Regions from separate parts of the Homo sapiens genome. Here region 2 is linked to region 1. Evidence: read pairs that join two places in POLR2A ChIA-PET (ENCODE). Cell type or tissue: HepG2. All regions are shown on one strand. Links, peaks and the distances in the headings refer to the core of each region. The heading gives the core; the rest is flanking DNA.

Region 1 (7,521 bases), core at 1,297-6,296:
TTTTAAAAAAGAAAAAAGGAAGAAATCCTCATTGCATATTCATCCATCCCTCCCATCCCTGTAACACCTGGCAACCACTGATCTTTTTACTGTTTCTACTCTAGCCTTTTCCAGAATGTCATATAGTTGGAATCATATACTATGTAATCTTTTCAGATTGGTTTCTTTCACTTAGTACTATGCATTTAAGGCTCTTTTCATGGCTTGACAGTTCATTTCTTTTTACTTTATTTTTTATCAATTAATAAGCTTTTTTTTTAGAGTGGTTTACGGTTTACAGAATAATTGATGGGAAACTATAATAGAGTCCTCAAAACCTCCTCTCCGCTGCACGCTGTTTCCTTTGTTATTTACATCTTGTATCTGTGTGGTACATTTGTGACATTGGAGAACTATTGAATTTTAATGAAGTCCAGCTCACCAGTGTTTTTTTCATGGATCTTGCTTCTCGCGTTGTGTCTAAAAAGTCATTACCAAAGCCAAGGTAACCTAGATTTTCTCGTATTTTCTAGTAGTTTTATAATTTTGTATTTTACATTTAGGTCTCTGATCCATTTTGAGTTAATTTATGTGAAGGATATAAAATCTGTGTCTAGATTTTTAATTTTTGAAGTTTTTTTGTTTGTGGATGTCCAGTTAGCACCATTTCTGAAAAGACATTCCCCAACTCCATTGAATGCCTGCCTTTGCTCCTTTGTCAAAGATCAGTTGGCTATATTTTTATGGATCTATTTCTTTTTTTTTTTTGAGACGAAGTCTCGCTCTGTCTCCCAGGCTGGAGTGCAGTGGCGCAATCTCGGCTCACTGCAACCTCTGTCAAGCAGTTCTCCGGCCTCAGCCTACCGAGTAGCTAGGATTACAGGTGTGCACCACCACACCTGGCTACTCTAGTACAGACGGGGGTTTCACCATGTTGGTCAGGCTGGTCTCGAACTCCTGACCTCGTGATCTGCCCGCCTGGGCGTCCCAAAGTGCTGGGATTACAGGCATGAGCCCCTGCGTCCGGCCTTTACGATCTGTTTCTAAGCTCTGTTATGGCTTTATTCTCTCCTCCATTGATCTCTCTCCCTTTTGTCAATACCATACCATCTTGATTACTGTAACAGATCTGTAGTAAACTGTACTACTTAGTATATATATTAAACTAAACTTTTTTTTAATTTGAGAGGGAGCCTCCTGTTGCCCAGGCTGGAGTGCAGTGTTGTGACCTCGGCTCACTGCAAACTCTGCCTTCTGGGTTCAAGTGGTTCTTCTGCCTCAGCATCCTGAGTAGCTGGGTGGGCATGTGCCACCACACCTGGTTAATTTTTGTATTTTTAGTAGAAACTGGATTTCACCATGTTGGCCAGGCTGGTCTTGAACTCCTGACCTGAAGTGATCCGCCTGCCTCAGCCTCCCAAAGTGCTGGGGTTACGGGAGTGAGACACCGCGCCCAACCATAGTAAGCATTGAAGTCTGGTAGTGTGAGTCCTTCGACTTCCTTCTTCTTTAGTATTGTGTTGGCTATTGTGGATCTTTTGCCTCTCCATAAGAGTCAGTTTGTTGATATTCACAAAAAAAACCTGTGGAATTTTGATTGGGATTGTGCTGAATTGGTAGATCAAGTTGGGAAAAACTAAAATCTTGACAGTGTTGAGCCTTCCTATCCATGAATATGGAATATCTCTTAATTTGTTTAGTTCTTTTATTTCTTTCATTGGTTATATAATTTTCCTTATATATACCTTATACCTATTTTGTTAGATTTATACCTAAGCGTTTATTTTTAAGGGGTGCTAATGTGAATGGTATTGTGTTTCAGTTTCAAATTCCAGTTCATTGCTTATTTGTAGAGAAGCAATTGACTTTCATGTACTAACCTTATGTCCTGAAATCTTGCTATAATCACTTCTTAGTTCCAGGAGTGGTTTTTTGGTTGATACTTGGAATTTCCTGCACAGATAATCATTTCATTTGCAACCAAAGACAGTTTTATTTCTTCCTTCCTGATCTGTATGCCTTTTTTTTCTTTTTTCTTTTCTAAGACCATCAGAAAGCAATGTGTTTTATTGTCTTACTGCATTAGGTAGGATTATAGTTGAAAAGGAGTGGTGAGAACTTGCCTTGTTCTTAATCTTAGTGGGAAAGCTTTGAGTTTCTCATCATGAAGTATGATGTTTGGTGGGTTTTTTGGTAGATATTCTTTATCAAATTGGGGAAATTCCCCTCTATTCCTAGTTTGCAGAATTTTATCATGAATGAAGGTTGGGTTTTGTCAGATGCTTTTTCTGTATCTGTTAATGTTATGTGATTTTCCTTCTGCAGCTTGTGGATATGATGGATCACATTAAGTCATTTTAGAATATTGAGCCCGTCTTGCGTATCTGGAATAAATCCCACTTGACTGTGATGCATAATTCTTTGTATACGATGTTAGATTGAGCTTGTTGATATTTTGTTCAGGATTTTTGCATCTCTTTTGATGAGGGACATCAATTTAGGGTGTTTTTGTGATGTCTTTGTCTGGTTTGGTATTAGGGTGATACTGGCCTTATGGAATGAGGATACTCTAGGGCCTACCAAAACCAATTACTATAGTTTTTTTGTTTTATTTTGTTTTTTTGAGACAGAGTCTCCCTCTGTCGCCTAGGCTGGAGTGCCTGGAGTACAGTGGTGCGATCTCACTGCCACCTCCATCTCCCGAATTCAAGTGATTCTCCTGTCTCAGCCTCCCAAGTAGCTGGGCTTACAGGCGCCCACCACCAGGCCTGGCTAATTTTTTTGTATTTTTAGTAGAGATGGGGTTTCGCCATGTTGTCCATACTGGCCTTGAACTCCTGGCCTCAAGTGATCTGCCCACCTCAGCTTCCCAATGTGCTGGGATTACAGGTGTGAGCCACCATGCTTGGCCTCAATTACTCTAGTTTTAATTCCTCCCCTATGATAGGTCTAGACTGTTAAGATGGTAAGAACTTGATTGCTTAGTTTTGTAAAACTGCCCTCTATTATATAATTGAAGGGATTACCTAGTTTTGTAAAACTGCCCTCTATTATATAATTGAAGGGATTACCTAGAATATTTTAACTTAAAATGTTTTGTGCTATTTTGTTTTAAAAAGCAGAGGTGTAATGGATGTGATAGTATAATGCTCCATATACATTGTAGTGGAACATAAAAACTTTTTCTTACAGATCTGGCATCAAATAAAGTCAAAATATTTTCTAAGATCAAATTAGTTCTTTTTTTTTTTTTTTTTTCCTTTAAGAGACAGGGCCTCACTGTGTCGCCCAGGCTGGAGTGCAGTAGCTATTCACAGGCATGATCATAGTGCACAGCAGCCTCAAACTCCTGATCTCCAGCGATTCTCCTGCCTCAGCCTCCTGAGGAGCTGGAACTCCAGGCTTGCCACTACCCAACCCCAGCCTGGCTCTGAAAATGTTAATTGACTGTCAGGACTGGTATTATTTAGCAACACTGCATTTGTTCCTTCGAATACAGTTATGCTGTATCCTTTACATGTAGGAGCAAAAGACTGTAGTTCCCTGCTATAGATAAGGTTAAGAATTCTTTTTTTGTTTTTTGAGATAGAGTTTTGCTCTTGTCGCCCAGGCTGGAGTGCAATGGCTCAATCTCGGCTCACTGCAACCTCCGCCTGCCAGGTTCAAGCAATTCTCCTGCCTCTGCCTCCGGAGTAGCTGGGATTACAGGTGCCTGCCACCACACCCAGCTAATTTTTCTATTTTTAGTAGAGATGGGTTTCACCATCTTGGTCAGGCTGGTCTCGAATTCCTGACCTCAGGTGATCCACCCACCTCAGCCTCCCAAAGTGCTGGGATTACAGGCGTGAGCCACTATGCCTGGCCAGGAATTCAACCGATTTTTAAAAATAGAAACCAAGCGGAATGGAAGGAGTGAGACTTGAGACTAATTGTCTCATTGTCTCATTTTCTTTGGACATTAAATCTGGGCCTACAGGGAGGTGAGTAAAGCACCATACAGTATTTAAGGAGGCACTTACTCTCAGGTTCATGCACAGGCGGACCCTGCACTGGCACATCCCTGAGAGTGAGTGCCTCCTTAAATTTGTGCCTTAAGCATCTGGCTTGCCTCATGATATCCCCTACTTGGCTTTAACCACTTGAATGTGTGCTGATTTTCTTGAGTTACAGTGTGAATTGCCAGCTAGGGTCCTTAAAAGGTTGAAAAAATAGATGGTCTCATAAGACCATAGAATAGCCTCAAAAGAAGTTCTTGCAAAAGCTGTAAGGAGCTTCACTCTGTGACTTTTCTTTAATTCTTCTATTATAGAATGTAGGCACCTAGGAATTTGGAAGTGGGGCATCTTATTCTTTGACTGTGACCCCTGTTTTTTACTGCCTTTAAAGCAGCTGCTTTCTGCATGTCCTTGTTCTCCTGTCTCAGGCCTCCAAATGCCGCCCTTTACCATTTGTCAGCATGAAGGAGAAGCCATGCTTTCCATAGCCCATCACCTTCGATGGTGGTCAAATTACAGGCTGTAATACCTGCTGTTGCTGAGGGCATACAGACACTGGGCACAACCTACCTAGGGTTGGTTATAACAGATTTATCAAGAGTCTAACAAGGCCAGGCATGGTGGCTCACACCTGTAATCCTAGCACTTTTGGAGGTGGAGGCTGGCAGATCACTTGAGGTCAGGAGTTCCAGACCAGCCTGGCCAACGTGGTGAAACCCCATCTCTACTAAAAATACAAAAAATTAGCTGAGTGTGGTGGCACCCGCCTGTAATCCCAGCTACTTGGGAGGCAGAGGCGGGAGAATCGCTTGAACCCAGGAGGCAGAGGTTGCAGTGAGCTGAGATCATACCACTGTCCTCCAGCCTGGGTGACAGGGCAAGACTCTGTCTCAAAAAAAAAAAAGAGTCTAACAAGATATGTCCCCTCTAATCCAGCAGAACAAATTTCTACATTTAGAAACGTAAAAATTTATTCTAGTGAACTAATATGCATAAGAGAAGATGCATGGGAAAGGTGATTTATGGCATTACTTATAATACTGAAAAATACTGAAACAGCCTACATGTCTAAATACAGGACATTTGTTAAATAACCGTTAATATAACAATGCAGTGAAATACTGTGCAGCCATTTAAAATGGTCATGATGCGTATTAATGTCTGTCATTAATTTATTAACATACTTGTATTTATGAACATGATTTATTGTTAATGGAAATAAGTAGATTACAAAACAGGATTGCAGTCTGCATTTAAATTATGTTTATCTGAACAGTAAAGATAGCTAGTTTCCCAGTTTCTTAATTTCCATTGAATAAAAGAAAGATACTAGTTGCTTATTGCTGTGTAATAGAGCTTAAAGCAATACGTTTTTGTTACCTTGGTCAGTTCTGTGGGGCAGGCATCTGGATCTACTTCTGCGCTGGCCTGTTCACAAGCCTGGAAGTTAGTGCTGGCCGTTGGCAGGAGAGTCAGTTCTCGGCCGCTTGCGGGGCTTCTTAGGGATACCGTGTCCTCATGGCAGCTGGCCTCCCGCTAAGCTGCTGAGCAGACAGAGCAGGGAGGAAGGGCAAAGCCTGTGGTGACTTTGGTCATGGTGTATTTGTCCAGCCCACTCTCGGGGTGAGGGGAGTCGGGCTCCACCCCCTAAAGGGCAGCAGTAGCAAAGCGTCTGTGGACATAATCCTGAAGCCACCGTAGAAGGGAGCTTCAGGTTTAGCTTAGTCGTAAACGCTGGCGCTGCAAAACAAATACGCTGTGTTTTCTGCCTCAGCCTATTAGGAGTTAAAAATTGTGGTTTTCCTTCTTACCTCTTACCTTCTGTATCAGTAGTTATTGGCTACATAAATAACAACACAGTGAGTTAAAAAGCAAGCATTGTCAACATACATTTTGGTGAATGTGAGTTCACTCGGAGAAGATTGTATAGCTCTTTGGAAATGTAACAAAGAAATTGGCAAACTAGGAGCAGCTTAAAAAACAAGTAAATAGAGACCTGACTTAAAATGCTATTTTTCTAGATGTGCCCTCCTGATCATGTGCTGGCTTTTCTTGTGAACTGTTACCTTCTCCCGTATGCTGCTTGGAAATGCTTAGGTTCCTGCATTATCCTGCCGGAAATACTATCTATTAAGCCGTTTAAGTGTCTTCCTCAAAAAAGCCCAGTAGAACCATAAGGAGTAATTTTTTGTAACAATGCAAATTCACTGATTTAGATCATTTAGCTTTTTAATCCATTTGCCCTTGGAGAGAAGAGGGGGCTATGCAATTGGACCAAGAGGAGTCAATGATTTTGAAGTCAGTCAGCCCTTGGTTTGTCACCATGACAACCGTGGAGCAGGAGGTAGCCACATCATGACAGGGAGGAGAGGTGAGTGAAGTGAGAAGCAGGGGAGCATCACAGTAAAGTGGCCGTCATCTGAGAACTCTTCTGCACAGCCTCGTACCCAGAAGTTTGTTCCCCTTCTGTTCTAGTACCATGTGTGTATCCTATTTCCAGAACCCCAAGCAAGCATCAGTTTTTGTGTGCTGGACTGGGTAGGATTCTTAGGACTATTTACATATTAACATTACTGTCACCAGTTAGAGGGACAGCATGGGCAAAGCTGTCCAACCATGGAGACGTGGTGTTCAGCTACAGGTTGTGGCCAGAATGGGGGTGGGCAAAGGGTGTAGGGAAAGTGGAAGAGAAGGCTGGGAGGAAGGTAGTCAGGGACAGAGCTGGGAGGAAGGTAGTCAGGGAGAGAGCTGGGGGAAAGGTAATTAGGGACAGAGCTGGGGAGCATTGTAGGCCACACTAAGGCATATTCAGGGAGGACTGGAAAGCCGCTAAAGAGTTTTAAGCACATTAATGAGACTTAGGTTTTAGAGATGCGTGGGGGGCAGTTTGGGTGTTTGAATCTAGGGAGGCAAAGCCTGAAGCCAGGGAAATCAAGGGAGAAGCACCCACACTTGTGCCTGAAGAGCAATGAGGGCCTAAAACCTGCAGTGGGCATTTTCTTTTAAGGATGTTTGTGTTTCTCTCCTTGTTTGTCACATGCAGATCCTTGCGCTCCTCACTATTTGTTCTCCTGCAGGGCACTTTTCGTTTATGAGCTCATTGATCTCGACTTCTGATATGTGAGGCAGAGGTGTTAGTGTCCTGTGGAGGAAGAAATCAAGGCCTGGAGTCCAAATAATTTAGCAAAACCCCCAACACTGCCCTGTGGTTTGTTTATCCGGATGCTGTACGGCCTCTCCCTCGTGTCTGGGCAGGTTGTCTTGCCGGCACATCTTGCTTCTGTCTCCTGCTTTACTTGTGCATTCCTGTAACTGCTTGGGAAGTTGAGGACCACATCCTGCAGGCACTGAGAAGGTGGTTCCAACAGTCCTACATCTTTTGGAACTAATTTTTCTTACAGTGCAGCTTTAACGTTGTTTAATTTTTTGCCAGGTGTGGTGATGCACGCCTGTAATCCTAGCACTTTGGGAGGCTGAGGGGGGTGGATTGCCTGAGGTCAGGAGTTTGAGACCAGCCTAGCCAACATGGCGAAACCCTGTCTCTACT
Region 2 (7,521 bases), core at 1,408-6,407, 160 kb before region 1:
TTATTACCAATAGAAGTGGCTGCGTGGCTTGTTATGGTTTCAATTACACGTGAGTAACAACCGGGGCCCTTCTGTGTCAGGTGCTGCTGATCAAGGCTGGCTAATGGGGACCTCGCTGTCCAGAACGGGCGTTTCCCATGGCCCGGCCCAGCTGTTTACCACTTCTGTCTACCATTTCAGAGGGGCTTTGCGGAGATTAAATGAGGTGAAGCGCTCTGAGAACCTCAGTCCTAAAGAATAGCAGTTATACTGGTTTTTGTATTATATTTATATATTCTTCTTGTTAATATACTGGTTTTAATGTTCATCGTTCTCTTGGGATCCCATGACAGTGAGCCTGGTGTACCTGAGGTCTGGGATACTCACACCTCTCCCCAGTCCCATGCTCCCCACTGTGGCAGTGCCTGTCAGGGACCCTGCTGACCCCAGGAAGCCTCGGTGTCCCCAGCGCTGGCTCTGCTCACACAGGCAGCAGGCTTAGTGTTCTCTGGCCTGGCTGCACTGACTGGACCAGGGACAGGGGAAGGGCCCCAAAGCACCCTGTTCCAGGCAGCCGGCCAGTCGTGGCCGAGGAGCTCCATTCAACAGTGGCACCCAGAGGGGCCAGGGTCTCATAAAGCTGGTCAGACGCCCCCTCTGGGTAGGGGTGTAGGAAGCGGCTGTGCAGCCGGGTCCCAGGTAGGGAGGCATAGAGTGAAGGCTGTGAGCAGGAGCCCTGGGGCGGAGGGCCAGGAGAAGGCTGGGCACAGGTCCATCGGTGGCAGCTGGGTGGGCAGAGCAGAGAGGCTGCATCTGCACGACGGCAGGGCCCTGGTGTGGGAACAGCAGACGGGGCCCCTGGGTGCGGCGCCTCCTTCCCACATCCCTGCTGCTCCTGCATCTGCTGCTGGAGAAGACCACGACGTGCTCAGACCCCGGCACTGGAGAACTCCAGATGTGGTGAGGGCTGCACGTTAGCTGCATACGCACATCTGGAAGGTGAGGCAGACGTGCCCACCGCCTCCATGCCTGGCCCACAGTTGTGGGCATGCAGAGCTCCTCTGTGGCAGGCCCAGGCTGCACCAGCTGCCTGGAGAGGCACTGGGGGCGGGGCCTCACTTGAGGGGCAGATTCTCCCACCCAGCCAGTCCAGGCCCAGCGGCTGGAGCATCCCGTCCAGCAAATTGTCCTGCAAGTTGCCCTGGAGACCCAGCGTCTCTCATCACGTCTCACTCCCCTGCCAGATGCCTCTGCGGCAATAACGAGAGTGGCTCTGCCTTCTGCACTGAATGCCGACAGGTGACCAGAACATGACACTGGGGTTATGCAGTGCCCTGGTTGATATTCTAGTTCATCAGGGAGCTTCTGGAATGATTTTTTTTTTCTTTTTTTTTTTTTTTTGAGACAGAGTCTCTCTCTGTCGCCCAGGCTGGAGTGCAATGGAGCAATCTTGGCTCACCACAACCTCTGCCTCCGGGGTTCAAGTGATTCTCCTGTCTGAGCCTCCTGAGTAGCTGGGATTACAGGTGTCCACCACTATCACTCAGTTAATTTTTATATTTTTAGTAGAGATGGGGTTTCACCATGTTGCCTGGGCTGGTCTCAAACTCCTGACCTCAGGTGATCTGCCTCCTCAGCCTCCCAAAGTGCTGGGATTACAGGCATGAGCCACCTCACCCAGCCAACTTTCTTTTGCTTCACTTTTCCTCTGGTTGCCCCATCTTTATTGTCAAGTCCTGTTAAGAGGAACAACATTAAAATGAGAGCTTTCATGGCAAAAAGGTTGCTGTGGGTTGAGCTTGCAATGTTAGCTGCGTGTTAGGATTCAGCTGACATCTGTCTCTGGAGTCTCGCCCTTTCTGTAATTCGCTTTTGACTGTAATAAATGTTGTACAGGCCAGGTGCAGTGACTCACACCTGTAATCCCAGCACTTTGCAAGGCCAAGGCAGGTGGACCACGAGGTCAGGAGATCGAGATCATCCTGGCTAACACGGTGAAACCCCGTCTCCACTGAAAATACAGAAAATTAGCTGGGTGTGGTGGCACCTGCCTGTGGTCCCAGCTATTCGGGAGGCTGAAGCAGGAGAATCACTTGAACCCGGGAGGCGGAGGTTGCAGTGAGCCAAGATTGCACCACTGCACTCCAGCCTGGGTGACAGAGCGAGACTCTGTCTCAAAAAAAAAAAAAGAAAAGAAAAGAAAAAGAAAAAAACGTTGTGCAGTGAATGTGTGGGTGGGGCCTCTGAGTTACATCGGCTCAAGGCCTCTTTTAAGGAGGACCCAAATAAGAGTGGGGATTGATGTATTTGACTGGGAACCCACTCAGGGCCACCATGCAGTGAAGCTCCGGAGCAGGGGTGTAGACGCCCTGCTTGAAGCGTTGAGAAGCCCCACAGTACAAGTGTGCAGAAGTCAAGCTCCTCCTGCTGGAGCAGGGACAGGGCAATAGGGAAAGGCTTTTCCAGAGGCAGGGTCATTGGGACTGGCTCTTCCGGGAGGAGCTGAGGGCACACGCTGGGCAGAGCTGACCTCTGTGTGCGGATCGCCTGGGATGGCGCCTCCGGTGGCCTCACGATAAAGCACCTCAGAGGCAGGAGATGAACTTGAGACCTGACCGTGAAGGAGTGAGGAGTGAAGTCCTCTTCTCAACAGAAGGAAACCATCAAAGAGGTTACATAATCAAAACTGTGTTGTCAAAATATTGCTGGACAGAGATGGCGGCTGGTCCGGCACGTGGGAATGTTGGTGACAAGAGGTCAGTTCGGTGGCTCTTGGACCTCCCAGGCCAGGAGGGAAGCGCCCAGGCCAAGGTGGGAGCCTGAGAATAGAGATTTCAAGAGACGCTTCTAATGAATGCTCATCAGAATGTTATTATTATTTTATTTTATTATTTTATTGGGACTGGATTGACTTGCATTTCCTTCACTAATCAGAAGTTTGAGGGCAAAGATAAATCTCAAATAATCACCTTGCATTTCTGATGAGTTAAATGAGTGTGTTTTATGCCCTGGTTGTATGAGCTTGCTTTTCCACAAATAAGAGTGGAAATTTTATTTTATTATTATTTTGTATTATTATTTTATTTTATTTTTGTATATTATTTTATTTATTTATTTATTTTTATGTGGCCCAGGCTAGAATGCAGTGGTGCGATCTCAGCTCACTGCCACCTCCGCCTCCCAGGTTCAAGCAATTCTCCTGCCTCAGCCTCCCGAGTAGCTGGGATTACAGGCACTCGCCACCACACCCGGCTAATTTTTGTATTTTTAGTAGAGACGGGGTTTCACCATGTTGGCCAGGCTGGTCTCGAACTCCTGGCCTCAAGTGATCCACCCACCTCGGCCTCCCAAAGTGCTGGGATTACAGGGGTGAGCCACCGCGCCGGGCCAGAATGTGGTGCCCTTAAACGAGAGGGTGGAGGGGGCAGTGGAGGCTTGGAACGTCTCTGAGAAGGGGGCGGAGGCTCATAGATTTCAGAGGAGGAGGATTTCAACCTGAGGCGCGTTGCGTTTTCTGGGGCTAGTGGCACCCGTGGAAGTCAGGGCTGAAGGATGTAGACACCAGCTCTGGGTGGCAGCCTAGGGATCCAACAAAATGTGCAGTCCCTTGAGGAGAACGAGGTATGAGAGGAAGGGGCCCCAGAACAGAGCAGCGGGTGAGTCCAGCGGGTGGAGAGAGGCCCTGTGAAAGCAGCCACAGACCAGCCGTGGAAGCATCTAGAGTCAACTCAGACACCTCCCAGGGAAGGCAGTTCTACAGCACGGAGCCAGCATCACGTAGAGACTGAACAGTAACTGAAGTGTGTGGGCTTCTGGAGGGCCGCGCTGTACCTCCCTGAGCGTGGAGGACTCCGGATGTCTGTGTGGATGCTTGTGTGTAGAGAGTGTTATCAAAGTGCTATAAAACTTGGATTTTTCTAGTGACAGTAACACTGGCCAGGGAATGGGGAGCTTTTCTTGTTCTCAGCCTTAACTGTTGCATCACAGGCTGCACTGATGAAGCCGATGGGGGGTGTGGCTGCACAGGGGCCGAGTTCACCAGAAGGTGACACTTATCTTGAGTAGAGCTGGACAATGATGAAAAATGATGTTTGCGTGGTAAAATGATGAAAGGGAACAGGGCCAGTTTAACATGTCCTAAGGATGCAGGGGGTGTTCAGAGTTCGGGGGCCGTGTGTTTGGGGAAACAATGGCCCCTGTGTGTCCCACAGGCCAGGCGGGCTCGGGTGCCAGAGCTAAGCAGTGCTGACCTTGACATGTCCAGATGACGATGCTTGGCCCCAGGACTTCCGTGGCCCCCTCCTCACTCTCCCCAGCAAAGGCTGACCTTTCCGAGCACGACTGACCATGGCCACCGCGGTGTTTCCCTCCCTCCTGCTCTGGGGAAGGAGCCGTCAATCCCTCGTGCACTCAGTGCCACCAGGGCTGCTCCCGCCCGGGGCTCACACTGATGTAAGGCCTGATGAGCCTGGGCCTCGCCAAGCAGAGCCAAGTCTCAAGCCCACGCCGGGGCAGCTTCAGCTCTGGTGGAAGGAAAAACGATCAAGACCAGCTTTTAAGGTATTTTCTATAGAAAATCACTGAGAATGGGCTGGGCGCAGTGGCTCACACCTGTAATCCCAGCTACTTGGGAGGCTGAGACAGGAGAATCGTTTGAACCTGGGAGGCGGAGGTTGCAGTGAGCCAAGGTTGCGCTACTGCACTTCAGTCTGGGCAACAAGAGCGAAACTCTGTCTCAAAAAAAGAAGAAAAACATTGAGAATGGATTATTCATTTCATTTTGTCAGTGTTTCCAAAGAAAGAGGGCAAATTCTTCCACTTACATTATTATTATGTTTGCCAGTTAACATTTGGCCATGTTTGCTTTTCCTGTGGTTTTTCAGTACACGTGTATATACAGTTACGTAGGGAGCCATTTATACCCATGCATGTTCTGATGGGATTGTTGGAGTACAGACATGGCCACGCTTCACTTGGTAGCCTCAGCCTGCAGCCTGGGAATGAGCGCGTTCTCCAGGGCACCACAGCACCTCTCGACCAGCTTCCAGTCCCGTCATTCTTCATTAAAAATAAGACTTCCTGTGCCCCTCTCCCTCTCTCCCCCGCAGAGATCACTCTGCTCATCTTTAGGCCACTGAAGTAGTCCCGGAGGGCCTGGGTCCGCGAGCCTGGTGAAAAGCGATGCTCCGACCTCATCTGTGACTCTCGAGGGCTCCTCGTCCACTGTGGCGAGTGCAGAGGACGCGGCCTGGGCAGTGCCTGCGGGGAGACCGTGCTGGCCTGGGCTTCCCAGTGAGCGGGGCTCCTCAGGCTTCCTGGGCCCTCGTCCTCCCGGACTGGTGGCACTGTGTGCCTGTTGGGGGGTGGCAGGCAGCGGGAAGGCCCAGGTGTGGCTTGCAGGCCTCTAACGCCAACTGCACAACCTTGAAGCTCCACTCCAGCTACGCTGTGGCCCCATAGCCAGGTCTGGGGTCATTTCTTATGACACCACCTGTCCTATTTTGTTACCTTGTCCCTGCGCTAGTTAAAAAGCAAGTAGAAAGGTTAAGCATCACTTGTGCAGTCCCCTGGCAGCTAGGCGACGGCCCCTCTGTCAGCCTGTCAGTCAACAGGGCTGGAAGGGTCCATGCTCACCGGACCTGTCTGGCCTCCTCCTGACCGTCAGCCAGGGCACCACCCACTCTGAGCTGCTGTGGCCCATCATGTCAACTTACCATTTCCTTTCTCTCTAACTGTTCAGGCAGGCCTGTGAGCCCACAGAATCACAGCCTCAAGCTCTTGGCCTCAGGGTGGGCCCCCTGACAATGATTCTCAGTTCTTCTCTCCGCTGATCTTTCTTCCTGATGGAGAGGCACGGGGTAGGCGGCCGGCTAGCTGTCGCGGGCTCTAGTGAAATCTGTGGACAAGTGCTGAGATAGGAGACACTGCACTGGTGACGCCTCAGGGCCTCAGGGTCACACCAACAGGGTCCGGCTGGTGCCGCGACCAAGTCACAGCGCCTGTCTCTGTCATCAGCTTTTCCTTTTCTCCCATATTTTCAACTTGGTTAGAGGGCAGGAGTCCCGCTCGGTTTGCCAGCAACCTCACATTGATAAGAATAAGTGCACTTCTAGCTCTCCGATCCTGGGATTTTATGACGTATGACGGGTTTTGTGTCCCTGAAAGGACGTAGGACTGTGTCTATCATTGGGTTGGTTCTCATCGAGACAGAGCGGGTGCCTGTTTATTGAGCAGACTGGGTCTCTTCCCATGGAAGTGCACATAGGAGGGTCTCTGAATCCATTCTTCTTTTCATTCCCCATTCTGCCGTGAATATTGTTGCAAACATCCACATTAATATCGATTTTGTCATTCTTTTTTTTTTTTTTGAGACAGAGTCTTGCTCTGTCGCCAGGCTGGAGTTCAGTGGAGCGATCTCAGCTCACTGCAACCTCTGCCTCCTGGGTTCAAGTGATTCTCCTCCTGCCTCAGCCTCCTGAGTAGCTGGGACTAACGGGCACGCACCACCACACCCAGCTAATTTTTGTATTTTTAGTAGAGATGGGGGTTTCACCATGTTGGCCAGGATGGTCTCGATCTCTTGACCTCGTGATCCACCTGTCTCGGCCTCCCAAAGTGCTGGGATTACATATTTTGTAATTCTTAAAAGCTGATGGATGATCCAGGACATCTGTGCTGTCTCCAGGAGAACTATCCTCATTGAAAGTAAAGCAAGCTTCTTTTTTATTGGCCGGGCACGGTGGCTCATGCCTGGAATCCCAGCACTTTGGGAGGCTGGGGTGGGAGGAGTGCTTAAAACTAGGAGATTGAGATCAGCCTGGGCAGCAAAGTGAGACCCGCCCCGCATCTACACAAAAATTAAAAATATTAGCCAGACATGGTGGCATGCAACTGTGGTCCCAGAGGCTCAGGAGGCTGAGATGGAGGATCCCTGGAGCCCAGGAGTTCGAGGCTGCAAGGGAGCTATGATCACATGACTGCATTCCTGTCTGGGCAACAGAGTGAGACCCTGTGTCTTTATTCTAAAAAAAAAAAAAAAAAAAATTGAAATGGAAAGTCAAGCAAAGCTTGCAAAGTACAAGACAAGACCCAAGGCTCTGAGGACCAGCCTAACATCTCGGAGCCCAGCACCGCACGGCAGGCACCTGACAGCCACCCTCCATCAAACAGAGGCTGTTACTGTTTCTATTACTATTACTACTATTATTATTGCTTAATTTTGCCCAGCCTTGGCCAAATCCCTGATTTCCTAGGAAGACTCAATCCCAAACAGATGTGTGCAAAGGCCTAATTATCAGACAGGATGCAAAAACAAAGCACAACAAACCTAGACCTCCCGGGAAGTCTTTGTCCGGCACTCACCGCGTGTGGAAAAGCAAGCTCATACAACCGGGGCGTAAAACACACTCATTTAACTCATCAGAAATGCAAGGTGATTATCTGAGATTTATTTTATCCTTGCCTTCAAAATTCTGATTAGTGAAGGAAATGCAAGTCAGTCCGGTCCCAAGCCAGCTGGAGCAACCCTCAGATCGCCAGTAT

What was found. ChIA-PET counts read pairs that join two places held together with the same protein. Peaks named below come from ENCODE experiments on the same cell type or tissue, not always from the same donor. Only the 100,000 strongest peaks of a DNase experiment are listed, where the experiment ranks them.
Region 2: POLR2A ChIA-PET joins it to region 1 with 6 read pairs; 6 of 35 experiments call an interaction of 5 or more read pairs at or near these places.

Annotation. Positions count from the first base shown.
Region 1 is chr7:157,145,513-157,153,033 of GRCh38, forward strand. All of the region lies in intron 1 of UBE3C (ubiquitin protein ligase E3C), which reads left to right. Among named protein-coding and RNA genes, the nearest start is that of UBE3C, 10 kb to the left of the region's middle. In HepG2, for the core only: no CTCF peak of the experiment used is centred there; a DNase peak (open chromatin) is centred at 5,579; H3K4me3 peaks cover 598 bases.
Region 2 is chr7:156,984,721-156,992,241 of GRCh38, forward strand. No RefSeq gene overlaps it. Among named protein-coding and RNA genes, the nearest start is that of MNX1-AS2, 18 kb to the right of the region's middle. In HepG2, for the core only: a CTCF peak has its summit at 2,509; a DNase peak (open chromatin) is centred at 4,111; H3K4me3 peaks cover 421 bases.